Regions from separate parts of the Homo sapiens genome. Here region 1 is linked to region 2. The links are chromatin loops, found by intact Hi-C in ENCODE. Cell type or tissue: endothelial cell of umbilical vein. All regions are shown on one strand. Each heading gives the region's core, and the rest is flanking DNA. Links, peaks and the distances in the headings are about the cores only. Region 1 overlaps FRMD4A (FERM domain containing 4A). Region 2 overlaps FRMD4A (FERM domain containing 4A).

Region 1 (8,337 bases), core at 28-8,027, 72 kb before region 2:
TTTCTTTATTCCTTCAATAAGTATTTACTGAGCAACTACTATGTTCAGGGCATTATACTGGATTCACTAAAGTTTCTCTGGTCCCTACCTCCAGAGTCTTCAGTATAATTGGGAACTAGCATAAAATACAAACCAAAACAAAAACTGACCCTAGAAATCGACAGTTCTATCCAGATACATGTTCATATTTAGAATCTTTAATCTAGAACATGTCAGACCCAGGCTTAGAGGTGGAGATGTGCATTTTGTCATTATGAATCACTTACTTTGTATATAAGTTTCTAGAGTTTAGTTTCATATTTCATATTCAAATGGCAAAGGTGTGCATTCAGTTTTAATTGTATTCCTGCAGCAAATAGGATGATAACTGCAGGAAGCTGAACTCATCTCATTCAGTAGAGAAACTCTCATGATTATAGAATGTACTTTAGAGTCTCTAACATTGGCTTAGTGTATTTCGCTGATGTTGAATTTTTTCTTCTACAGGAGGCAAAGGGAGATTTTTCTAGGTAAGTTTACAATTTTGTTGTTGTGTTGTTTAAAATGTAAGCCCTTGCTTCTCTATTAAAAGAAACTAATCAGGATGTCCTTTTTAGGTGGACAATTTATTCATGTTATATGTTAATGATGAGATCTAACTCTCAACTTGTCCACTGAAACAGATAGATCAGGTGGAGAAAATATAGTAATAGCAAGGGAGATATTCTCCACTACATGCAAAGCCCGGAGATTACTGGAAAGCTGACATTAGGCCCAGCGTCACACATGCCCATTGTCCTGAGGTTGGACAGGCTGCTCAAATGTCTCGTAGAGGCTGGAATCACCACTGTGGTGTAAATATGATTGCAGATAACCTGTCAGTCCTGACAAGTAGGTGGACATCTTTTTTTCTCTCAATGTAGTCCCTGCCCCTCAAGGGACAAAATACTTTCTTACAGGGAAATTTCATTCGTGAAAATGTTACAACATAAAAATACCCCACCTCTGCTTTCCTTCTGTCTTAGGATATTGTGTTGGAGAAAACATAAACAGACAACTACTGGGAATCTGTGAATGTTGTTAATAACCCTGTAAAACTGCAAACTTGTCATTTATTTCATTCATCACCATATGTTGATCAGTATGGCTGAAATTGCCCTGAAATCGCCCTGAAATCTCTTGTGATCATCACCAGACCCTGCACAGAGCAGAGGGTGTAGCCAACCACTAGCAGGACTATCTGCTCAAAGATAGTCGTTATTCCTGGGATTCTGTTTGATCAAGCTCCTCTGAAAAAAAAAAAAAAGGCCAGGGTAGCCCATTCTGGAGAATCAAGGTTTAGAGGCAAAAAGAGTGAACCACATGAACAGGAAAGGAAAGCATCAAGGCGTAAGGTTCTGGCCCATTAACAGGAAATTAGCAAATTGGTATTAAAAAGAAACACAGATCGTACCTCTGCTCCATCTAAGAACCTGTCTGTTTCCCCATGCTTTGAGGGATTTTATCTGTAAATGCAGCAAAAACTACTTCTGTTGGTGGCCACCTGTAGTTGGCTGTCTTTGTCACTGGTTTTTCAGGTCTCAACTGCTTTCTCCTTGCTCTCCATGTACACTTCTCATGCTTGCTTTTTTATTATTATTATTTTTTAATTTTTTTCAGAGACAAGGTCTCCTTCTGTTACCCAGGCTGGAGTGCAGTGGTGCAGTCATGTCTCACTGTAACCTCCAGCTCCTGGGCTCAAGTGATCCTCCTGCCTCAGCCTCCCAAGTTGCTGGGACTACAGGCATGAGTCACTGCACCGGGCTAATTATTTTATTTTATTTTTTGTAGAGATGAGCTCTCACTATGTTGACTGTTCTCAGTCAGACATCTCAGCAAAAGCAAAAAATTATTTTACAGTCTAAAACAAGGATCGGCGAGCTTTTTTTGTTGAGGGCCAGATTGTCAGTATCTTGAGTTTTGCACGCAGTACGATCTCTGTTTCAATTACACAACTCTTCCTAAGTGCAAAAGCAGCCCCATAGGATAAGTAAATGGATGAGCCTGATTGTGTTCCAATAAAACTTTATTTATGGATACAGAAATATGAATTTCATATAAATGTTCATGTATCACAAAATATTCTTCTTCTTTTGGTTTCTTTTTCCAATCAGTTAAAAGTGTAAAAGCCATCCTTAGTTCATGGGTAATACATAAACAAGCAGAGGACTGGATTTGTCTAGGGGGTTGTAGTTGCTGACTCTGATCTCAAATGCCATCTCTTCAGCTCTGTTTGAATATTTGCATAAAGAGACCTCCAGGCCCCTTTTATTTAAGTTCTCCAAGTTTTTGGTATAAAGCAGTGGTAGTCAAATTTTTAAATAGATAATGACTGTAAGTAGCTTTGGCTGGAGACCTTGAACTTTGTAGGTGGCCAGTAACCATTTACCGAATTTGCTAAACATAATGTTTTCAGGTTACAGAAACTAAATCTTGTTACAATTTTTATTTGTCACTTTTTTATGACATTAATTTGGCCTTGGAATTTGGGGTTTTGATAAGTGCCAGTCCATATCTACTTACAAAGATTTCTGAAGTCCCATGAAAAAATGATTTAAAAACCACAAATCCAATGGATTCCAGTGTCTAGTCTACTTACTCACATTTTTCCCTCCACATTTCTTTCGCCAGCTCTGAACTCTGCTGTAAATATTATTTATTTTGAGAGTACCCTGACGGGATGGAATGTGAACTGGGAATAGCATGATCTGGCCCCACGGATCATGGGAACGTGTGGCCACATGGATTGCCAGGGAGAAGGAAGTGCAGGCTTGGCCTCCACAGTAATTCATGGCCCCCTAATGAGCTTCTGGAATGCCAGCTTGTTGGCTGAATTCAAAGAAACAAAGGATCCGGGTTGTGCTCCATTTGTCAAAGTGCTACTGCTACCTAGCAGTTTGTTTGTAAGCGCAGCTGTCTGGGAAGAGAAATCACTGTCAGGAGAGGGGAGAGGTCAGACACCTTATCCAAAAGGTCAGTTTATCTCACAGCCTAAAACCTACACCATGGACGGTGGGGGTGATTTGTTACATGGGAGTCTCTGATAAACACCCTTTTTCTGTAGCAGGCCCATGCTAGTAAAGCCATCTTCAGAGGTCCAGAGAAACTAGTACACTTGAGTGGCCTAAAATTGTGGAGTAATAGAAGTAATTCCAAATTCCTTCCCATCTGCTTCTGGGAAGATACCCAACACGTCGAAATTGACCACATTCGGTTCAGTGGCTAAACATTAGGTATTTTAGATGTCCCATTCTCATAACTTATGTAATTTATATAAATAAATTTATTTATGATTTATTATAGAAAGTTGTTTTTGCTATTGATGCAGGATTTTTTGCTCCTTAGTTCAACTAAAATCCAGCTTCTTGTCTCACGACCAGGAAAAAATAGGCACATGGACACACTGAAGGGAGAGGAGAGTGGATTATTAAGCGAAAAGAAGGCTCTCAGCAAAAAAAGAGAGGGTCCTGCCAACAGGCTCCCACCTCACAGATTGAATATCAGTCTCCTCCCCTGCATAAGGCATGAATTCTTGGTGGCTCCACCCCCTTCTCCTAGTGCACATGTGGGCCCCAGTCCCTTGCAGGCACGCCCGGGCAAGACCCTGTGCAGGTTTCCTTATCTGCATCTGCATGCCTCCTGCATCTATCACTATTATTAAATGCATGACTATATAACCTCAGTTTTATTTAAAGGAATGGCTTTGACTTCCATACTGTAGATATGTTTTCCTGAACCACATTAATAAAATACCAGCTTAGAACACACAGAACCCTAGAAAAGGCTTTTCTAGATATAACACAGGGTCTAGGGCTGAACTCAAAGATCTTCTAAAATCCAGAGGATCCAATAACCTTTTAAATGAATGGCCACACACAAAAGATAAAGTAACTCTTTCATAGCCTGAAAGGTCCTGAATCTAAAACTTCCCAAAAGGCTATTTTCTTCAGGATACTATTATCCTAGATATTTACATTTCAGGGACTATATCCAAATTACATTTATGTGGAATGAGTATTAATTCATAAATTATGGGAGCAGTTTCCTTGAGGTACAAGAGAAAAGGGGATTGCTTTTACAAAAGAGAAGTCAAGGGCTGGGTGTGGTGGCTCATGCCTGTAATCCCAGCACTTTGGGAGGCCAAGGCAGGTGAATCACCTAAGGTCGAGAGTTCAAGACCAGCCTGGCCAACATGGTGAAACCCTGTCTCTACTAAAAATACAAAAATTAGCCAGGTGTGGTGGTGTGCGCCTGTAATCCCAGATACTCGGGAGGCTGAGGCAGGAGAATTGCTTGAACCTGGTAGGCGGAGGTTGCAGTGAGCTGAGATCGTGCCATTACACTCCAGCCTGGGTGACAAGAGCAAAACTCCCTCTCAAATAAAAAAAAGACGAAGTCAAAAGTGCTGATACACCTTAATGGAAAGAGAACTATATAAAGACAACTGTGAACCGTAGCTACTCTTTCTCATGAAACTCACTTGCTCTTCCGTTTCTTCTTTTGGGCTCTCTGTTTTGCTCAGCAGATGCCTGAAGGCTTATTCTTACATAACTGTCTTTTCTTTCCCACTAACAAAATAGCTCACTTCCTTGTCTTATTGGACTTTACACTGAAATGTCAGGTTTAGCGTGCTGAGAGAAAATGACTGTTATCTAGATAGATGATTAGTATCGCCTGCCATAGAAGAGATACAGACCACACATGTTCATATTCTACCAAATGGAGGACAAATTTGTACGATACTTCTAAAGGTTTAGGAAATAGTCTTATCTAAAAATAACATTTTTTCACTTTTATTGTTTTCCTTAGCACAGCATGTAGTAATCTCATTTCATTTCCTGATGTATATACATGTAAAACAAAAAACCTCATGTCTGTCGACAATCAGGAAGTCAGTAGAGTTGGCATTTCTCTTTAAAAACAATTCAGTAGCCTCCAAGCTGTTAACAAAGGCAGCTGTGGGCCAAATATTTGGAAGACAAGAACCGATGCAGTTTAAAAACAAAAAATTGTCTTTCGATAATCGCTGTTGACCATTGGCCAACTAACTAACAGACATTATCTATGATTCTTACATACTTTATTCATCGTAAACAGTGCAGGGTTTTGAGAATGGAGCACTGATGTTTTCTGTTTCAAAGCTTTTTTAAAAACTCTTGGGTTATGATAGAAAAACTAATGTTCTCTTCCTTAAAAAGTTCAGTGCAGAGAATACCTCATTTAATCGACTGATAGGACGTCCAATTTTCTAGTTATATTCTAATTTAATTTAACAGAAGTCTCATTGCAACACTGTACTGAGGGAGATATCACATACAAAAACTTGATTTTTTGGTTTTTGTCTATAAGGGACCTTAACTGAAAACCTTATCAGCCAATCTCCTTACCCTGATTTTGAGAATCACTTCACCTCTGCCAGCCCTTCTGATCTTTCTAAAAATGTGCCGCAAATTTTCTTAAAATAATAACTTTAAGCAAAGCATGGTGGCTCACGTCTTTAATCCCAGCACTTTGGGAGGCCGAGGCGGATGGATTGCTTGAGGCCAGGAGTTCGAGACCAGCCAGGGCAACGTGACAAAACCCCGTCTCCACTAAAAATACAAAAACAATTAGTCGGGCATGGTGGCGTGTGCCTGTAGTCCCAGCTACTTGGGAGGCTGAGGTGGGAGGATTGCTTGATCCCAGGAGGCAGAGGCTGCCGCTGCAGTGAGCCGAGATTGCACCACTGCACTCCAGCCTGAGTAATAGAGCGAGACCCTGTCTCAAAAAATAAAATAAAAAATAACGTTTAGCATTTTGCAATATTGAAGTACTTTTAAAATGCTTTGCGCTAAACAATGCAAATCACAAATGCCAAAATCACACTACCTTTGAAATAAAGAATCGTCCATACATTAACAGAGACAAGTAAAAAACATCTGTTCTATAGAATTTTTTGTTAACAAGATTTATTGAAACCAGATCAGTAAAGCTGTGTTACTCTGGACCCTCTTCTGGGACCTGGAAATATTTTTGTTTCCGAGGACTGGATATACTGATGCTAATCACTAAAACAGGATTCTCCCAGCATGAGATTTATTAAGACCAGAAAGCAAACAGCACCTGGAAAAGACAGATAGTAAGGAAATTCCGTGTAAAGATTCTTGGTCCACGTTTTGCCTACCTGGCTCTGTTCAGCAGAACCCATCACATGCTTAAGAGGCGATGGAAGGGACCCTGTGTCTACAGGCTCACCATTCCAAATAAACATAGCCACCAAAGGAAAAGAACTCAGGTTTTGATTGAATACTTGGGGGCCAGTTTACATGACATCTCTACAAGATGAAATGCCAGTCCAAGTGAGAGAATATCAGCTTATCAGAGCTTAGTGAGTGTCGGCTAAGAAATCTTAGTGTATACCTGTGGTGTCAGTCTGCAAGTTACTAATTCTGTTTCTTTAAAACAAAAAATGAAAAACAGCTTGCTTTTAGAAACAGAACAATGCATCACCCAATCAATGGAAACAAATAGTAGCAGTCCCTCATTAACAAGGAAAATTGATTTTCACCTCCATTTTAGAAGAGGAGTTGGAGTATTTATTTGTGCTGAAAAATTCCCATTAACTTCCACAAACCACATGTTATTAGGTGCCCAGGGGAGCGGTTAGAGGCAAAAATGTAAAGACCTTTTAGTATTTTATCTTCTATAAACCATGGGATGGTGTGCTCACTAGTGTGGAAAGAAATTTTTATGGCCCAAAAAGAGTGCCTTCTTGGTTTTCTCTTTCTTTCTTTGAAATCTGTTCTGCCTTTATAAAGAGCCATGTGTGAATTAATATAAACTGAACTCAACTTACTGGTATCCGAAAATTCCAGGTTTGTAAGTCTTTTTTGCCAGGCCAGAGGGTGCCTTTTGGGAAGTCACAGGCTAGAGGAAGAGCTTTAGATGATCAACAGGAAAAGAACACGAAGAACTAATTTTCTTCTAAAAGACTTTTTTTGAGTAATATAAACGTTTATATCGATTGCGATCTTTAAAAAGATGACAAAGTCATTTTCTTGCCAGCTACAACATGGAGACTTGATTAATCTAAAGCAGCAGTCTGTAAATCACAATTCCTAGTATACCAATATCATTTCCCTGCACTTACAGAAGTGGTTTTACTACCACAGCTTTAGCTCTAGCTCTAGCTAGCTCGGTTTCAAATCGTTATTAGATCATTTGGGGCATATTTCCCTACGATTTTTAAATTGACCACTTGAAAATAAACAGCTGGCATGATCATATGGTACGAGAAATAGACTTGCTGAGGCTTTTAGATAATTCCTGAAAAAATACTCAGTTATGTCTGAAATAGTTAACATTGGGAACATAACTTATGTAACTTAACAGTAACTTTAATATCTACCTAAACTTTCAAATTTCCCTGTTGGAAACATCCTAGAAAAAAAAAAGTTGATCTGTTAAACTTGAAACACACCTAACAGCCCAAAGAAGAGTTTTTGTGGGAAGAATTGAAATTAATATAATTCTCATATACTATTTATATACTGTTTTACACACACACACACACACACACACACACACACACGAAAGAATTGTGTGTGGCGTTTTCCCATGATTTAAAAATGACTTTAAGGGCCATGAGTAATTGAAGAGCAGATGGAATCTTTCACACCAGCAAGAGCTTTTGAAAGGAACAGAATCTGTGAAAATTTGAAGCAAAATGTTCAAGTGGAAAAGTTATAAATTGTTACAGAAAGCTTTGTTTTGTGCACTAAAGTCTATTTGATGGAGCTTTCAAGTGTGTAATTCACATTTTCAAAGCATAAAAAAGTATTTGGATAGGGATAGGGTAGTTTTTTTTTTGCAGGATGATATTCTTCAAATTCTATGCGAATTGCTTAGAAGCCAAGTAAGGAGGAAATTTTGTATTATGACAGCTTACTTCTTTTGTTAGGCATTTATTTAACATATTAAAATATCATATTTTCAGTTATACCTGTGAACAGCAAAACGTTTCATGGCTATGGTACTGTGTCAGTTTTTCAGAGTGGAAATTCTGAAACTAAAGGGTGATACTGAGAAATATAGAAAGTTAATCGTTTCTTCTTGGGCTTTTTGAGAAAATTATTTGCCTGAAATTGTAGACTTATGAAACAATTTTTAAATTTGTCTTAAATTTTACATGTTTATACCTAACATAAATTAGAAATTCATAAAACTTCATTTCACCCCAGAAAACGAGACTCGGTAATCAAGGAAGAAATCCTTACTTATATAACTTAACAATTAGCAACAGAAATAAAGGCACTGCCAGACACTGTGGCTCACGCCTAT
Region 2 (8,337 bases), core at 113-8,112:
ACCCCTAGATCTTGTTCTCCCTCCCGCTGGGATGGCTGACGGCTGCCTGTGTTTCCTTGCACCAGGAGGATAAAGCTTTCCCGTGATGAAAGCATTGGCAGCGCCATCTGGAAGGGGCTGATTCGACATCCCTTGCAATGGGGAAATCTAGCCTTGGCCTGAAGATCTAGGCGGCTGGCTCATCTCCATCCCTTTCTTCCTGCCTTTCTGCCCTCTTGCCTAGAATGTGTTCCCACAAAGGGGACAAGCCCCGCTGCTTGCAATTCCAGGAGAGCTCTAATTGTTAATACTCTTATTACACTTGCCGGATTTTATTTTCTGATGTTCATTCAGAAAAGGTGATATGTATAACCCAGTGTCCAGTTGGGTCAACTGTTTTCTCTCTTTCACCTCCTTGTTAGATAGTGTCTAATAATTGTTCCTTAAAAGCATTTTGAGAAACTAGTCTCCATTTCAGAATTTTCTAATACTTGCCCAGTACCCAACACCCAATAGGTGTTTGATGCACAGTTATTGAAATTGAATTAAATTGTGAAGGATACTAATAAGACTCCTGCATGTGCTGTGTTTTAGGAATATTCACCCCAGCACAGTGGCTCACGCCTATTCAGGAGGGTAGGGGTTTGGGGCGGTGGGGAGGATCACTTGAAGCCAGGAGTTCCAGACCAGCCTTGGCAACATAGCAAGACACCATCTGTACCAAAAAAAAAAAAATCTTCTTAATATAGCTGGACATGGTGGTGCATGCTTATATTTCCCACTACTTGGGAGGCTGAGGCTGGAGGATCACGTGAGCCCAGGAGTTCAAGGCTGTAGTGAGCTATGATGGTATCACTATACTAACAGCCTAGGTGACAGAGTGAGACCCTGTCTCTTAAAAAAAAAAAAAAAAAAGAATCTTCTAATCTATGTTCCTAGAGTGTATGGTACCCTGGGCCTTGCTGATACCTCCCATAGGATCTGTCTCCAGTACTTTTTTTCCCAAATTATATTGTAAGCCTTTGTCACACTGGTATGAGACCTTTAAAGTTTGTGTCACGTCAGTGTCCTGCAGTAGTATCCATCTTGTCATCTTTCAATTATTCTCTGACCCTCATCTAAACCCAAATCATGGTGTGTCTGAGCCATGTCACAACACTGTAAGATTTCTGTGGTATAAACATTTCTGCTAGCTCCCAACTCTGCCAGGTACTATACACAGCATTTTACAAAGTTATAGCCCTCCCCCCCCCCCCCCCCCCCCCCGCAAAGAGTTTGTGTACTGCTCATTGATTTAAAAAAAAGACGTAAAATGTTTCTAAACTATTAGTAACTTTGAAGGTGGTTTGCCTGTTTAAGGACACATAATTACCTTTAAAACTACTGAAGTCTAGTACTTGGTATCTGAGGCCTCAGATGCTGAAGAAATGAAGAATGTCATTGATACCTATTAAAGAAGCCAGGCCAGGTGCAATGGCTCAGGCCTGTAATCCCAGCACTTTGGGAGGCCAAGGCAGGCAGGAGTTCGAGACTAGCCTGGCCAACATGATGAAATCCGGTCTCTACCAAAAATATAAAAATTAGCTAGGCGTGTAATTACACACCCATAATCCCAGATACTTGGGAGGCTGAGGCAGGAGAGTTACTTGAGCCTAGCTAGGAGGCAGAGGTTGCAGTGAGCTGAAATTACACCACTGCATTCCAGCCTGTGAGACAGAGCGAGACTCTGTCTCTAAAATAAGTAAATAAATAAAAAAGAAGTCAATATCCATACCTACCAATGCCCTGAGCCACGGATTAGCATTTCAAATAAAAAAGTCAACATAGTTGACTGTAGATTTTGCTTCATTTTTATTTTTTAAACCCAAGATCCGTCACCAGATTCTTTTTTTTAATAGTAAATTTTTTAATTTTTTTATTATTATACTTTAAGTTTTAGGGTACATGTGCACAAGGTGCAGGTTTGTTACACACGTATACATGTGCCATGTTGGTGTGCTGCACCGATTAACTCGTCATTTAGCATTAGGTATATCTCCTAATGCTATCCCTCCCCCTGTCCCCCACCCCACAACAGTCCCCAGTGTGTGATGTTCCCCTTCCTGTGTCCATGTGTTCTCATTCTTCAATTCCCACCTATGAGTGAGAACATGCGGTGTTTGGTTTTTTGTGCTTGCTATAGTTTGCCGAGAATGATGGTTTCCAGTTTCATCCATGTCCCTACAAAGGACATGAACTCATCATTTTTTATGGCTGCATAGTATTCCATGGTGTATATGTGCCGCATTTTCTTAATCCAGTCTATCGTTGTTGGACATTTAGGTTGGTTCCAAGTCTTTGCTATGCTGTCACCAGATTCTTGACAGTCCTGCTCATCACACTGCAGATGACTCAATGGCAGATGATTTCAGCGTAGTTAAAGTGATTGGTTAAGGCTTGAGATCAGGGCCCTGAATCCCGTAGTAGTGATACGCAGAGCTGTCCCCTGTGAGACCCCGTAGACCTGTATTTAAGTGGAGGCCCTTAGAGGTGGTGAACCATCTGAATCAGAGCTGTAAGCCTGTGTTGGAAGAAAAGGAATGAAATTCTCACCTCCCCATGCAGCACTGAGTGGCATTCAGATGGGAGGAAAGTCGTGGAACCCGCGTCCTGAATCCATTTGTGCAGGTGCTCAGTGCCTCTGTTATTGACCACTGGAGGGGGAGCAGGCAGGGTGCATTGGATTCACTCTGCCCTGTGACAGCCCAGTGATTGCTTCCACATTTGTAGCTGCGTCTCTCTGTTGCTTTCACTCCTAAGTCTTCAGGTAACACATTTGCAGAAAGTTCAGGTACAGTTTGAGAGAACAACTATGAATTCAAACCATCTGGTTAAGACATGTTCAGGGTCTTTTAAAAAAAGAATCCAAAATCCATGTTGAAAGAACTTGAATGGGTTTATTCCTTCCTTCCCATCTCATGTTACTTGAAATTCCAGAAAATGTTGGAGGGGAGAAAAAAGGGAATAACAACAACAAAGCAACAATAACTGGGTGTATCTTTGTAGGTGAAGACACACAGCCCATTCATAGCTTGTCTGAAAGTGAGACAGAGCCTGAGATTTGTTCTAAGTGTTGTTTTGGGGATTTGCCATCAGAGAACAGCTCATTCATTCATTCATTTTGTTTTTTGAGATGGAGTCTTGCTCTGTCGCCCAGGCTGGAGTGCAGTGGCATGATCTCGGCTCACTGCAACCTCTTCCTCCCGGGTTATCTGCGATTCTCCTGCCTCAGCCTCCTGAGCAGCTGGGACTACAGTTGCCCACCACCACATTTGGCTAATTAATTTTTGTATTTTTAGTAGAGATGGGGTTTCATGATGTTGGCCAGGATGGTCTCGAACTCTTGAGCTCAAGTGAGCTGCCTGCCTCGGCCTCCCAACATGCTGGGATTACAGGCTTGAGCCACCACACCTGGCCAAGCCATCAGAGAACAGTTCTGATTTCAATGGGAGTTAGGAGAGTTAGTTTTTGTTCTCAGGCTTTTTAAGGAAAATAGCACAAACCCACTTAGGAAATACCCAGTGTGCTGCAGGGACGTGTGGCTTGTTGTATTAACCACTGAAACGAATAAATGGGACTGCAGCATTTCTTAAATGAGATGATGAGGCTGATCTTGGCTTCTCGACTAGAAGTCTAGGGCCATAAACGACCCATTCTCTGTAAAACTAAGGGATATGTTGTGTTTTCAAGTAGGAATTTGGCTGTGTGATTACTGAGATGGCCATTGAGTCATCTGCAGTGTGATCAGCAAGATTGCGAAGAATCTGGTGATGGATCTTGGGTTTAAAAAACGAGAAATGAAACAAAACTTGCAGTCTGTCATTGTACCCTGGCTCTGACACTTTCTGTTCTGGGAGAAAACAGGTTGTGCTAAACATGGGCCTGGCATTGCCTGGGATCCGTCCACATTCAGTCCTCAGCTGTTGACACACTCCCATTCTCTGAATGCTAGCACTTCCTCCCATTGTTAAGGAGTTTATTAATAACTAATGTAACAATGAGAGTGCCAGCTATCTGACATCTCTCCAAACAGAGAGGGGAGCTGATAGGCTCTGTCAGCGTCATGATGGCGGCTGTGTTCAGCTCAGAATTCACTGCCTTGCGCTGATATAAATCACACGACGTTTTTCGGTTTTGTCTTCATCCCTTCTCTTTTGTCCTTCCTCCTTCTCCTCCCTGTATCTCTGTTCCTGGCCTTTTAAAGTCCTCCATTACCCATGGCCTGTGGCCTCTCCTTTTAGGTCTAACAATGGACAGGATTCCAGGGGCCTTAATTTTGGTCATAGCCTCTGCTCTGCCCCAGGGCGCAGCCAAAGTCGGATTGTGCCAGGGTTTGTTTATGCTGGACCGTGTGCCCAGGGAGAGCTGCGAAATCTCTTTCTGGGGAATGGATGGTTCTGGACATGTTTGAGCAGGACTGGCCTGAGTCAAAATTGAGAGGGAGACAGAGTCGTTATCCCTTTCTGTTCTTATTTTGGGGGAAATAAAGACAAAGTCATTTACACAGCTATATTTATCCCCTGAGGTGTTACTAATAAAGGAGCATTTGCCCACTAAAGGGAACCAGGACCAAATGACAATGTATAACCTAAATGAATGACTTTCCAATGATAACTTTTTTTTGAGACAGGGTCTCGCTCTGTCGCCCTGAGTGCAGTGGTGCAATGCTAGCTCACTCCAGCCTCAAACTCCTGGGCTTAAGCGATCCTCCTGCCTCAGCCTCCTGACTGGGTAGGACTGTGATGAAATTTTAAATACTAAAAAGAGATATAACTATCACTTCCCACGAGCGTTTCTCTGTTCCCATTTAGGGCCAGCCCTCTGTTGCAGTGCTCCTTTGCTGGGAGCACAGAATGAGGATGACTGAAATTCACAGTTAACCTGCAAACGTTGGTATTGCAATAGCCTAACAAGCTTGGACCCAGAAGATAGGTCAGCTCCCTCATTTCACAGCCTAAGAAATGGAAACTGTAGGATTTACAAACCATAGTTTCAGCTGGGTATTTTACTGGATGCTGCTAATTTTTTAAAATGAATGTTCAGTTATTTTTTTCCATTCTCCTCTCTCTCTGTTAAATTACATTTGCACTCTTCACCGAGTGCCAGTGAGCCATGGAATCTAGCCAGAAAGCAAAGCTCTTCCAGAGACTCCCAGCCACCATCAAAAGGTGCTTGGTTTTCAAAGAGCTTCAATTTCAATGCTCTCTGAAATGAACTATTTTATTTCTAAAATTTCTAAGCCTGATGAAAAGTTCTCCAAGCATGCATTTTTTCATGTTAAAAATCACATCTAATTCTCTATAACAGTCCCCAGAGATGACACGTTTATCCTGCAGTCTGCAATGTGGCATTATTTCCCGTGGTCTCCTGGGACATCTTTTATGTAAGGAATTCATCACTGAGGATTTGTCAAGGAAATAAATATCTTTTTATCATAAAGAAGAATTCTAACCTTTTCCTCATATTTATTCCTGGGATGTCTGCCAAAACTTTTCCTTACAGCTTTTACTGATCTGCTGGGAATATACCGCCTTCTTCATTTTTTTTTTTTTTTCTCTAAGGTCTAAAGAGACGGATTGTCATTTCCCTTCTTTAGTTCTAGAACAACCGATTCCTTTCTTCTTTGGAGCATTGTTTGCTTTGAAGTTTCCCCTCCTTCCAGAGAGGAAAGCACCCCTTCTCTGTCTTCTGAAATCAGTGGCTGGTCATCAATATCCCCTCTGTGTCAAAAACAGATGAGCCACGCGTGGCTCCTGACAACGTCCTCCTGGCAGAATGTGCGCTCATATCCGGTGCTGAGTCGCCCAGGGTCTTCTGAACAATTGGAGCATTTCTGGCTCGCGGCTGAATGAGGCTGAAAGAGGCTGTCCTTCCATGTGTCTGCCGGCCGGGAGGAGAGCTGCTGTTTGTGCTGCTGGCGTTGCCTCCACATCCGCTCCTCCACACCCAGCTGTCCCCGGCTGGAGTCTGGAGTTCCCCGGCTGGAAGCTGGGAAACCCACAGTGACACAGGCAGTGTCTCCAGGGTCTCAAACAATGTTCATAGCATCGGGAAGTTCACTCCAAAGATTTCCAAATGCCCCCGAAAATGACTTTCTGACTTGGCGTGAGTAACTCCATCTCTCTCTCTGCTTGGATGGGAATTGTCTTTTTAGGGTCAGCCCTTTTTGTCTTCCTCGTTGGCCAGATTATTAGTGAACTAGTTCAATGAAAATCCTTTGGATTAGGATTGAAATGTGCTCATAAGGTCGCCAAAAACAACAGATTCTATCTTTAGTATCATTCAAGTAGATCATTTCCTCCCGATAACTGGGAGGAAAGATTTTTTGCTGGAGAACTGACCTGATGACACTGTTTTCCTGACAATAATTCAGAGGCAGGCTTAACCTTCTCAGAGAGGCAATAAAAAAAGTCACCCAGCTGGGTGCAGTGGCTCACGCCTGTAATCCCAGCACTTTGGGAGTCAAGGCGGGCAGATCACTTGAGGTCAGCAGTTGGAGACCAGCCTGGCTAACATGGTGAAACCCCATCTCTACTAAAAATAGAAAAATTAGTCAGGCATGGTGGCGCACTATAATCCCAGCTACTCGGGAGGCTGAGGCAGGAGAATCACTTGAACCCAGGAGGCAGAGGTTGCAGTGAACTGAGATCACACCACTGCACTCCAGCCTGGGCGACAGAGTGAGACTCCGTCTCAAAAAGAAAAAAAAAAAACTGGATGTGACCAGCTACAATTCACGTTAATTACCCAGTTAGCTCCCGGCTGTGGGTTCCACCTTCCACCTTCTACGGCAACTACTACCTGTCTCATTCTTTTTTTTGTCTGTTTAGAGACAGGGTCTCACTCTGTTACCCAGGCTGGAGCGCAGTGGTGTGAGCATAGCTCAGTGTACTCTCAAACTCCCGGATTCAAGGGATCTTCCTGCCTCAGCCTTTTGGGCAGCTGGGACTACAGGCGTTTACCACCACATCCAACTAATTTTTTTATTTTTTGTTTTTTTTTTTTTACAGATAGGGTCTCGCTGTGTTGCCCAGGATAGTCTCAAACTCCTGGCATTAAGCAATCCTCCCGCCAGGGCCTCCCAAAGTGCTGGCATTAGAGGTGAAAGCCACCAGGCCCGGCCTATTCTTGTGGCCTGCTCTCTTCTGCCTCCCGGCAGGCAGGTCTGAGCACTGGATGCATGTCTGCTGTTCGTGTCTCTCCCACACCACCGTGCACGTGGAAGGGGCTCCAGAGGCTTCTATTAGTCGGGCGTTGTGGCGCGCTGTAATCCCAGCTACATGGGAGGCTGAGGCAGGAGAATCACTTGAACCCAGGAGGCGGAGGTTGCAGTGAGCTGAGATCACGCCACTGCACTCCAGCCTGGGTGATCCAAAGAGCCCCTGCCCTGCTTCCTTCTCTTAGGTTTTGATGCTTGCACTATCACGCAAAGAGCCCCCACTTGGGAGTCGATGTGACTGCTTTCTACACAGGTTTACCAGGGCAGCCCAGCTGAGATCAAGACAGAAAGCTCCTACCCGTGTTGAGTTTTTATGCAAGAGGCAGAAGACAGAATAGCAGAGTTAGACTCCCAGTTCAGCCTCCTTATGACTCTGTGACCTTTTCTATGAAAATGGGAGGCCAGGCGCAGTGGCTCACGCCTGTAATCCCAGCACTTTGGGAGGCCGAGGCAGGTGGATCACAGGGTCAGGAGTTCAAGACCAACCTGACCAACATACTATATCTCTACTAACCCCATCTCTACTAAAAATATAAAAATTAGCCGGGCGTGGTGGCGTGTGCCTGTGGTCCCAGCTATTCAGGAGGCTGAGGCAGGAGAATCACTTGAACCCGGGAGGTGGAGGTTGCAGTGAGCCAAGATCAGGCCACTGCACTCCAGCTTTGGTGACAAAGCGAGACTCTGTCTCAAAAAAAAAAAAAAAAAAAAAGAAAGAAAGAAAATGGGAATGATGTCTCTGTGAGGATTCAATGAAGTGCAGCAGGTAGGAAGCTCCTGTTTAGGAGTTCTCTAAAAACTCATTTCCTTACCCTTCTCCTCCTGAGCTTCCTGAATTGATGTGGCCACGGTGGGTGGTACATCTGCAAGCATTCTACGTTTCCTTGCTTGTCCACGAAATGGACTTTCTCATCTACATTTTGAAGCTCTCTGAATTGGGGTGCAGACTCCTAGTAAAGGCTAGGAATAGTGGCGGGGGAGGGTTTCAGACGGGGTCTTGCTTTGTTGCCCAGGCTGGAGTGCAGTGGCGCAATCACAGCTCACAGTAGCCTCAACACCCTCTGCTGAAGGAATTCTCCCATCTCAGCCTCCAGCGTAGCTGA

What was found. Hi-C counts contacts between places; a loop is a spot of excess contacts. Peaks named below come from ENCODE experiments on the same cell type or tissue, not always from the same donor. Only the 100,000 strongest peaks of a DNase experiment are listed, where the experiment ranks them.
Region 1: it touches region 2 in a loop (8-fold over the local background); 4 of 110 quality-filtered maps call a loop at or near these places.

What each region holds. Positions count from the first base shown.
Region 1 is chr10:13,753,819-13,762,155 of GRCh38, reverse strand. It overlaps FRMD4A (FERM domain containing 4A), which reads left to right. Exons shown (of 25, transcript NM_018027.5): 8 at 487-509. Among named protein-coding and RNA genes, the nearest start is that of PRPF18, 170 kb to the right of the region's middle. RefSeq lists enhancers at 3,543-3,682, 3,134-3,831, 2,980-4,179, 4,414-4,603. In endothelial cell of umbilical vein, for the core only: no CTCF peak of the experiment used is centred there; DNase peaks (open chromatin) are centred at 3,635 and 4,755; H3K27ac peaks cover 1,952 bases.
Region 2 is chr10:13,682,107-13,690,443 of GRCh38, reverse strand. All of the region lies in intron 15 of FRMD4A (FERM domain containing 4A), which reads left to right. Among named protein-coding and RNA genes, the nearest start is that of PRPF18, 99 kb to the right of the region's middle. RefSeq lists a silencer at 3,618-3,737. In endothelial cell of umbilical vein, for the core only: no CTCF peak of the experiment used is centred there; DNase peaks (open chromatin) are centred at 3,973, 5,853 and 6,333; H3K27ac peaks cover 4,793 bases.